Linked DNA regions of Homo sapiens: all the other regions are linked to region 3. A link is a contact called in ENCODE Hi-C or POLR2A ChIA-PET data. All regions are on one chromosome and are shown on one strand. Each heading gives the region's core, a stretch centred on a gene start or an enhancer-like site at or near the end of the contact. The rest is flanking DNA. Distances are from core to core; before and after follow the strand shown.

Region 1 (3,297 bases), core at 373-2,872, 260 kb after region 3:
CACGTTTATGTCTCTAAAGCTTCGATCCTTCTTTAAGAACAAGAAATTAACAAAATCACAACGGCTCTTCCTAATGGTATTAAACATAAAACTTTCACGCTTATATAAACCTGAGAGCTCATGGAGTTAGTTCCACCTCCTCATTCCCCACACGAAGAGACTGTGGAGCTGTAAACTCAGTATATAACCCAAATGTAACTGGGGAAACTGGAATACAAACTGGATATTAAGAAATTAGTATTAATTGTATTAGTTGTGATAATGCTATTTTAATTACATAGGGAAACTTCCTTCTTCCTTCCTTCCTTCTTTCCCTTTTTCCTTCCCTCCTTCCTTCTTTCTCTCTCTCCCCACCCTCCCTCCCTTCCTTCCTTCTTTCCTTCCTTGGGTGAAGGAACAGAGATTGACACTACTGTTAGTATGGGTGTAACATCAAGATGTCTCCAATTTACTTTTTTTATATACGTGTGTATTTTTTTTGAGATGGAGTCTCGCTCTGTCGCCCAGGCTGGAGTACAGTGGTGTAATCTCGGCTCACTGCAACCTCTGCCTCCCAAGTCAAGCGATTCTCCCACCTCAGCCTCCCAGTTAGCTGGGATTACAGGCGCCTGCCACCATGCCCAGATAATTTCTATATTTTTAGTAGAGGTGGGGTTTCGCCATGTTGGCCAGGCTAATCTCAAATTCCTAACCTCCAGTGATCCACCCACCTAGGCCTCCCAAATGATTATAGGCGTGGGCCACCACGCCCGGCCAACATGTGTCTTTTTTTAAGCTTTACTGAGGTATGACTGACAAATAAAAATGGTATATATTTAGGTATACAACATGATGTTTTGATATATGTATACATCGTAACATGATGTTTTGATATATGTATACATCGTAACATGATGTTTTGATATATGTATACATCATAAAATGATCACCATGATCAAGCTAACATACCTATCAACTGCCATCATCACCCCTTGTGTGCGTGTGATGATGGCACTTGAGATCTACTCTCTTAGCAAATATCTTCACTTTTTTTTTTTTTAAACAGCTGGCCTGACCTAGGGTATACACAGCTGGTTAGTGGACGAGCTGGTTAACAGCAAGCGTGGTTCCTGCCAAGGCTGTTTTCAACATGCTATACTCTCAACACGGGAGCAGCTACACAAGACGACGGGGCCCTTCACACAGCCACACGGACCCTGCCCACTCAGCTTGGGGAGGTTCTACGTGCTCCCAATGAGGATGGCAGACAAGCCACACTTCAATGAGAGTAACTTGCTAGGTTGGCCTCTTTATCTGATTTTAATGGCCAAATACTCATGTAACATCGGCCCAGGTAACATTTGTTCTGAGTTTCAAAGACCACATCAGTGCACCAAGGAACTGGAATCTTTCATAACATAGTAACATGACGTAATAGAATCTGGATAGAATCATACAATAACAATCACAAACCGCTTGCTGTGTACCAGGAACTATTCTAAGTGTTTACAAGAATGATCTCAGTAAATCACAACATCCGATGAGATTATTATCTCCATCACATTGATGAAGTAACCAGGGCACAGAGAAGTTAAGAAAACCACCAAAACCACGGAGCCCTACACGACAGTCAGCGTTTTGGATGACTCAGCCGTACGTGCCCCTGTGATCACACTCCATTTCCGGATAGTCACATTTCATGTTTTTCACCGGGAGGAATGGTCCGGGGATAATTTCTTCTCATTCCTTTCTTTAAAAATAGTACAAAAGGATAAAAACAAAAAGTAAAAGAGAAAAATAAAATCTGCCACAGAGGCTAAAACAACATATCTGATGTCGAAAAAATGTTTTTCACTTTGTTTTTCTCAACAAAAATTCAAATCACTCAAGTACTGCTTGACTCTTCTCCAAACAAACCTAGGCAAGAAGTCCGTAGTATCTCTAAACAAACCCAGGCAAGAATCCACACGGCTCTACAGTTTCTCCTCCAGAGAACTCTGTGGGCCAGGCATGGTGGCCCATACCTGTAATCTCAGCAACTTTGGGAGGCTGAGGCAGGAGGATCACTTGAGGCCAGGAGTTCAAGATCAGCCTGGGCAATATAGAGAAACAAAAAAAAAATAAAAATTAAAATAAGCAAAAATAAAAATACAAAAAGTAAAAATAAGTAAAAAATCCAGGCATCGTGGCTCACGCTTGTAATCCCAACACTTTGGGAGGCCAAGGCAGGAGGATCACTTGAGGCCAGGAGTTCAAGATCAGCCTGGGCAATATAGAGAAACAAAAAAATAAATAAATAAAAATAAGTAAAAATAAAAATACAAAAAGTAAAAGTAAGTAAAAAAGTCCAGGAGTCGTGGCTCATGCCTGTAATCCCAACACTTTGGGAGGCCAAGGCAGGAGGATCACTTAAGGTCAGGAGTTCGAGACTAGCCTGACCAACATGGTGAAACCCTGTCTCTACTAAAAACAGAAAAAAATTAGCCAGGTGTAGTGGCACACACCTGTAATCCCAAATACTTGGGAGGCTGAGGCAGGACAATCACTTGAATCCAAAGGCAGAGGTTTCAGTGAGCCGAGATTGTGCCATTGCACCCTAGCCTGGGCAACAAGAGCGAAACTCCATCTCAAAAAATAATAATAATAAAAATAAGTAAAAAAAATAAATCAGCCAAGCATGGTGATACATACCTGTAGTCCTCGTTACTCAGGAGGCTGAGGCAGGAGGATCACTTGAGTCCAAGAGTTCAAGACTACAGTGAACTACAAAATTAACTTAAAATCAATATTTTTTTTTGAAATAGGATCTCACTCTATCACCAAGGCTGGAATGCTGTGGCACAATCTTGGCTTACTTCAGTCCCAACCTCTCAGGCTCAGGCAATCCTCCCACCTCACTCTTTTGAGTAGTTGGGACCCCAGGTGCACACAACTACACTCAGCTAATTTCTTAATTTTTTGGAGAGACGGGGTCTTGCTATGTAGCCCAGGCTGTTCTCAAACTCTTGGCCTCAAGCAATCTTTCTGTCTCAGCTTCCCAAAGTGTTGGGATTACAGGCATGAGCCACCACACCTAGCCCTAAAAATTTAAACATTTTAAAAAAGGAAAAAACTATCTGAAGGCTGCCCAGTGGCCAGCAGAGGCCTCTCATCATGATATATCAGAAAGTTACCAGTTATTCCCTTTAAGGACTCTAGGTGAGTTTCTGCAGAAAGAGTGACATGGGAAATAAATTGTTGTTGGCCTTCCAATACCTTTGCTAACTTCTCCAGTATTGATAATGACTTCGAACAAATCTTTATAATTTAATTACCTCT
Region 2 (3,235 bases), core at 186-2,685, 350 kb after region 3:
CATTACGGTGAGTTGTAGAATTATTTCATTATATTTTAATATAATAATAGGAATAAATAAATAATAGGAATAAATATAATAATAGGTAATAATAATAGGAATAAAGTACACAATAAATGTAATATGCTTGAATCATCCTGAAACCATCCCCCCACCCCTCGTCCATGGAAAAATTGTCTTCCACGAAACTGATCCCTGGTGCCAAAAAGATTGAGGACCACTGATCTAACCTCAAGAATTTCCAAAGACTGTGTTCTGAAGAGGGGTTGGCTTCAAGGTTTAGGGCATCTGCAGCTTAGCAGAAAGCAGGACTGTGCATGTAACAGTGTTTATTTTATGTCATGAAGCAACTAAGAAGCTGGCTTCCTGTGTCTTACTCTAAGCAGGGAGAGTCAGCCACACTTGGATATGAATATTTTTTATCCCCTTTTTCTCACAAGTATAATTAGCTCTCTGGAAGTCTGTGGCGTCAGGTCTCATCTTGGCGACAGGATCTGTCCCGCTGCTGATTCTGGGGATGTGTTTAGAAGTGGTCATGAGGATAGAGATGGGGACCATGAGAATAAGCCAAGCAAGGCCATCACCACCATCACTGCCAAGCTACACGAATTACTGACAAACTTCAAGTCTGACACCCACTGTGCTCACGAAGACTCTATCTTATAGGGGATAAAGCCGCCCCTATATCCACAGCCAATGCACAGTGACTCAGGCACACCACCTAGTAAAATACTGAAATACCTCCAGTGAGTCTAGATCCACAGCCCCACCTCCACAGGTCCAGCTCCACCACTAATCTCTGGGGTCTCTCCCTAGATCTGCCACCCACCCCGCAGAATGACTGACTGCCCAGGATCCATCCAGCCAATGATTGACTCTTCTTTTTTTTTTTAAGACATAGTCTCGCTGTGTCACCCAGGCTGGAGTGCAGTCACGCAATCTCAGCTCACTGCAACCCCCACCTCCTAGGTTCAAGCGATTCTCCTGCCTCAGCCTCCCGAGTAGCCAGGATTACAGGCATGCGCTACCAGGCCTGGCTAATTTTTTTTTTTATTTTTAGTAGACATGGGGTTTCACTATGTTGGCCAGGCTCGTCTCAAACTCCTGTCCTCAAGTGATTCACCCACCTTGGCCTGCCAAAGTGCTAGGATTACAGGTGTGAGCCACTGAGCCCAGCCCAACAACTGATTCTTACTGTCTTCTTTATATTCTTCCAAATTTTTCAAATTCTCTACAAGGATGGCATGTTGCTGTTCTAATTTTAAGTTCTTCTTAGGGTACCATCACTTAAAAACCGAAAATGAAAACAATACAACAACACTGAAATAGAGCCAAAGAAAACAGACTATGAAACTTTGGGGTTTGTGTTGGTAACTTTCAGATTCAAGATCAACATATGACCCAACTTCTACAGGAAGCCTGCCCAAAAGATAACAGCTATGTTTCAAGAGGTGAATGTGACACTGACACTGAGGAGAAGGAAACGTGTTTTTTTGAGACGGAGTCTCATTCTGTCACCCAGACTGGAGTGCATTGGTGCGATCTCTGCTCACTGCAGCCTCCGGCTCCCAGGTTCCAGGGATTCTCCCACCTCAGCCTCCCGAGTAGCTGGGATTACAGGCATGTGCCACCACGCCCAGCTAATTTTTTTGTATTTTTTAGTAGAGGCAGGGTTTCACCATGTTGGCCAGACTGGTCTCGAACTCCTGACTTCAACTGATTGGTCCACCTCAGCCTCCCAAAGTGCTGGGATTACAGGCGTGAGCCACCCCAGCCAGCACAGAAGGAAACATTTTTAAAGCTATAATCTTTAGGCCGGGCGTGGTGGCTTACACCTGTAATCCCAGCACTTTGGGAGGCCGAGGCAGGCAGATCACGAGGTCAGCAGATCGAGACCATCCTGGCTAACACGGTGAAACCCTGTCTCTACTAAAAATACAAAAAATTAGCCGGGCATGGTGGCAAGCGCCTGTAGTCCCAGCTACTCGGGAGGCTGAGGCAGGAGAATGGCGTGAACCTGGGAGGCGGAGCTTGCAGTGAGCCGAGATTGCGCCACTGCACTCCAGCCTGGGCGACAGAGCGAGACACTGTATCAAAACAAAAACAAAAACAAAAAAAGCTATAACCTTTGCAACATCATAATTGCTCCTGTATGGATTAATGTGAGGTCTTTACTATAATATATACCAAGCAGCACACATTCTTATCTCATTTGGGATCTATAAAAAGTCCATAACGTAAGCAGGTGTCATTATCCCCATTTGACAAACAAGGTCATCAGGACTCAGAGAGGATAGGCCGGCTTGGTGGCTCACACCTGTAATCCCAGAACTTTGGGAGGCTAAGGTGGGTGGATCATTTGAGGTCAGGAATTCAAGACCAGCCCGGCCAACATGGTGAAACCCTGTCTCTATTGAACATACAAAATTAGCCTGGCGTGGTGGTGTATACCTATAATCCCAGCTACTTAGGAGGCTGAGGCAGGAGAATCGCTTGAACCTGGGAGGCAGAGGTTCCAGAGAGTCAAGATCGCACCACTGAACTCCAGCCTGGGTGACAGTGAGACTCCACCTCAAAAAAAAAAAAAGAATCAGAGAGGATAAAACCAAGATTCCATAGTTCTTCACTGGCAGAGCTGGGACTCAAACCCAGACTCCTGACCTCTGCTTCCTTCAGTGGTATGCCACAGCCACCTTCCAGCGACTCCTAAAAGTCTAAGTCAGGAATTTTGCAAGTAGGTTGTTAAACCATGGGGAGCTTGAAATCAGACCAGGTGGGAGTATTCACACCACAGAAATCAGCAAGAGCTACAAATCAGAACTGCCGTCCCACCAAGGCCAGTTTATCAGCACACAACTGACTCCAATGGCCTCCTTCTCTTCCCATACCATAACACATGCATGCACAGAGCGTGAGGTTTTGCTTTTTTTTTTAACATCAGTCAGTACTTCTCTATCCCATCAGCTCCACTAACTAGCTTGTTAGCAGCCTGATCAAATGAGAATGATGGCCATGCGTGGTGGCTCAGGCCTGTAATCCTAGTACTTCGGGAGGCCTAGGTGGGCGGATCACCTGAGGTCAGAAGTTCAAGACCAGCCTGGCTAACATGATGAAACCCCATCTCTACTAAAAATACAAAAAATTAGCCAGGTGTGGTGGTGCGTGCCTCTAATCCCAGCTACTAGGGGCGCCGAGGCAGGAGAATTGCTTGAACCCAGAAGGCGGAGGTTGCAGT
Region 3 (3,471 bases), core at 12-2,511:
GTGAATCAGCCACCACCTTGCTCTGGAACTTCCACCCTCCAGAACTGTGAGAAATACACATCCACATTGAAGCTGCCCAGTCTACAGCGTTCTGTTGTAGCAATTCCAGCTAAGACACCCTTCTTCACCCTGTGTGCCCCTCCATGGCGCTGCTGCAGGCTGGCTTGGTATTATAGTTATGTGTGCGCCTGTCCTAGCTGTGAGTACTCTAGACACAGGGCTGCATCCTGACATTCCTGAACCTGCAACACTGACCCCAGCAGTGTGACGCTTCCAAAAACATCAGCTCCTATTGTCCCTGGAGAGCTTCAGTTGAAGGAGAGCGGAGCTTCCCTTAGGGTGGCCCTCAAGCTTCTTGGTGAAGTTCTTAAAAGCATCTTCCACATCTGCTATGTCCTTTGTACCTGATAAAATGCACAAATCAGCAAATAAACCTACTCTGCCCCTCAAAAGCATCAATCAACAAAGCTAACAGAGGAACAGCTGATACATTTGCCGATCACATTTTCCACTGAAAAACTTAGGAGAAACCTGATCTGTTGGTAGGGCACACAGAAAATCTGAAATTACGTCTGAGAAAAACATTTTACCTTTATGGGAGGTATACATCTAAATAGAAATATAAGGACAGAATTTTATTTTGGACCAAGTTATTTTTCATGGCATATTGAAAAACGAACGTTTGATCATCACTGCTGTCAATGTTGCCTTCATTCTAGACTAGCACTGGTGTTTCTGTAAAAACAGGGTGTAGACAGAGTAGATATTTAGATCTGCTAGAAAGGACAGAGACCAAAGTGGTGTGAGGACTCCGGCTCCGGGCCAGAGCGTCCTTCCCTGCCTCATATTAACAGGGAACGCAATGACATTCACCTCTTCTTATGAGAATGCAGAATATTTTACCTGGCACTGCTCTCTCTGAAAAGAGCAGCAAGCAGTACCAAGAAGCAGCAAATACCCTGGCAGATGATTTTAGGATCTCCATACTCTGACAAAGAAAAATATAAATGAACATAAAATGTAAAACATTCTGAAACTCCAAAAGGCAGGAATGAAGGGAATACGTGAGAGCTCTTCCAACGATGCATTCTCATGCATATTTATCTACAAGACAGCCTGCTGAGTTCATTACTGTCTATCACAGAGGGACTGAATTTCCTTTGCCTTTAAATGCCTGTCCCCTAAAGCAAGGTTCAGTTTCTCGCTCTGTGTTTTCCCCCTTAGCCTGCAGGTGGCGCCCCCGTTCCAGTCCCCTATGACCACTGCTGAAAATGGCTAGATCTTGGATTCCTCAGAAACAAGTTCTTGCCACATCACCTTATGCGACTGAAACAGGCGGTTTTCTCTTTTGCTTTTAGCCAGAACCCAACTGTTCCTGGAATCACAGGGCCAGAAGACTTGATTAAGCTGAAATTAATACCAAGAAATAGAAGGGGAGAAAAAGAGGACAGACTTTCATGACTGGGAGCTCTATCCAACAACAGGCTTATGTGGGAGGTGGATTTTGACTGCATGATGAAATACACAAGCAATACATTCAAAACCTTAATCCACCCAGCAAAGATCCATGGTATATAGTCTGAACAAGTTGATGAAAACTCCAATAGTGATTGATCAAATGTCAAAGGCAACAGACATTTGGATAACTTTTTATATACCCTGGTGTACACTCGGAGGTACATATCGCCGGTGGGGTTGTGTTCAGCCTGGATGTCTTTGTTTATATACCAGAGGTTCTGCTGTGTGATTAGTTATTTGTTCTTAGTGGAATACAGTGTAGGTCTTTACACACTCCCCCTCTTGCCTGGGTCCTGACTCCTAAGGTTGCATTTTCACTGGGAAAGGTTGGATCGCATTCTGGGCAGCAGCAGGTGGCTGAATCCAAGCTTGCTGGTGGCAAATTATCCTGGCCCCCATCCCACAACTTGCAGGACCTGAGCCCGAAAGAAGTCTGTACACCTGGTCTCTCAAGCCACTGTCAAGAGGGCTAAAAACTTTGACGTACAAAAGACTGTATCGAAGGCATTTGTTTCTTCTCTGTCTTTGTCACTAATCTGTGGGCTCTTTATTTTTCATGTTCATATTTTCCATAGCTCATGTCATTTCTAGCATATAATAGATGCTCAATAAACATGTACGGAATGAATGACAGGGTACAGCCAAATTACCGAAAGTTATCAAGACACTGTCCAGAAATACTCTGGTGGCAGTAGTGTGTTACTTACAACGTAAATCAATGTCATTACGTCGGGATCCAGCTGTTGTGCCCATTTACAGAAATATACTTTAGGTTCTAAGTGGGAAAATTAAAGAAGAAGTTAAGTGTCTGTGAAGCTGATAGTTACAAACGGTAACACTTAATTTTCTTCTGAAAGATGATATACTGCTCTAAGCATTTATATAGTATTTCATTTAATCCTCATGACAATCTCTGAGGTAAATACAACTATGATCACATTTTAGAGGAAACTGAGGCACAGAAAAGTTAAGAAGTTTGCTCAAAGTCACACGGTAACTTGAAGAGTCAGGATGCAAACCTATGCAGTCTGACTCCAGAGCTGGGGAAACAAAAACAAGAAACTGCAGGCATCGACTCTGCGTCCTTCAATTCCCTTCCTACTGGCTTTTTATCAAAGGTAATCTTTCCTTAGACATTTCCCAACTGCTAAATATGCCTACAATCCACCAGCTACCACATAATAAAAAAGTTAAACAAAGTAACAAAACTCAGCAGAAATACTTTGAAGCTGATTAAATCATAAATTTGAATGTTTTCCCGAGGCAGTAAGTAAATAGATATTTTCATGGATGTTGCTACAGAGAGGAAACTGAATCACTCCATAATCCTACAGCTATACAAGATATCGGGTGACAGATTAAAACACACAGGCCCTCCTCTCCACCTCTATGTACCTAGAGCACTAAGTTTCCTTTTCTTGTGAAAAAGCTTCTTGCTGTTTCTGAGTTTGCAGACTCTTAGCTTTGGGCTGTCTCAATACTAGATATTTTTATTCCCCTAAGATTTCAGAATGCATTCAGTTCTTTGTATCTGTCATATTTTCATTTTCCCTCCTTAGACTCTGCATTGCAAAGTCCTTTCCATTTGCGAGTTTGTTTCAACAATGGCAAAGAGGTGGGGACAGCTGGTGCCTTCTGCAGCCACTGTCTCCCTTTACCAAGAAAAAAAAAAAAATCCTCCAACCACGGCCTTAGCACTCCTCACATTTTCTCAGCCAAGAATTTTCTCAGCTACAATGTATTCCATCTTTACAAGCCCACAAGGCCTTTTTGTTTTTTTCTAATTTTCCATTTATATAACTGTGGAGGCTCCAAGCTCCAAGTCGGCTTTCCCAGAGCCTCCACAAAGAGGTTCTCACCCGCCCCCCACATAGGTGACTCACCCAGGAGGAAGGTCTGACAAGGAGGAAAGATGTCTGAGGCTTGGACCTGGGTAGCCACCTTCTGCCAAAA

What was found. A loop is a pair of places that touch in the nucleus more often than their neighbours do. ChIA-PET counts read pairs that join two places held with the same protein, here RNA polymerase II (POLR2A). Pooled maps may share reads with other maps.
Region 1: a loop to region 3 is called in a map of chondrocyte, with 2.6 times the contacts of the local background. The contact joins two enhancer-like sites. A Hi-C loop is called at or near these places in 2 of 168 maps with a recorded cell type or tissue (chondrocyte and sigmoid colon) and 12 of 50 pooled maps. POLR2A ChIA-PET finds 5 or more read pairs at or near these places in 4 of 52 experiments (GM10248, OCI-LY7, activated CD4-positive, alpha-beta T cell and 1 more).
Region 2: a map with no recorded cell type shows a loop between it and region 3 (8-fold over the local background). The contact joins two enhancer-like sites. A Hi-C loop is called at or near these places in 8 of 168 maps with a recorded cell type or tissue (GM12878, PC-3, PC-9 and 5 more), 10 of 37 single-sample maps with no recorded cell type and 25 of 50 pooled maps. POLR2A ChIA-PET finds 5 or more read pairs at or near these places in 6 of 52 experiments (A549, AG04449, GM12878 and 3 more).

Annotation. Positions count from the first base shown.
Region 1 is chr10:12,447,181-12,450,477 of GRCh38, reverse strand. All of the region lies in intron 1 of CAMK1D (calcium/calmodulin dependent protein kinase ID), which reads right to left. Among named protein-coding and RNA genes, the nearest start is that of CAMK1D, 99 kb to the right of the region's middle. RefSeq lists an enhancer at 873-2,072. Within about 2 kb of position 1,622, at least 14 of the 41 ENCODE cell types and tissues checked have a DNase peak (open chromatin) inside an H3K27ac peak, as active enhancers do.
Region 2 is chr10:12,364,316-12,367,550 of GRCh38, reverse strand. The region is part of intron 1 of CAMK1D (calcium/calmodulin dependent protein kinase ID); the gene reads right to left. Among named protein-coding and RNA genes, the nearest start is that of CAMK1D, 16 kb to the right of the region's middle. Within about 2 kb of position 1,435, at least 4 of the 41 ENCODE cell types and tissues checked have a DNase peak (open chromatin) inside an H3K27ac peak, as active enhancers do; they include GM12878, where a contact is called at or near this core.
Region 3 is chr10:12,709,046-12,712,516 of GRCh38, reverse strand. All of the region lies in intron 3 of CAMK1D (calcium/calmodulin dependent protein kinase ID), which reads right to left. Among named protein-coding and RNA genes, the nearest start is that of MIR548Q, 15 kb to the left of the region's middle. Within about 2 kb of position 1,261, at least 9 of the 41 ENCODE cell types and tissues checked have a DNase peak (open chromatin) inside an H3K27ac peak, as active enhancers do; they include GM12878, where a contact is called at or near this core.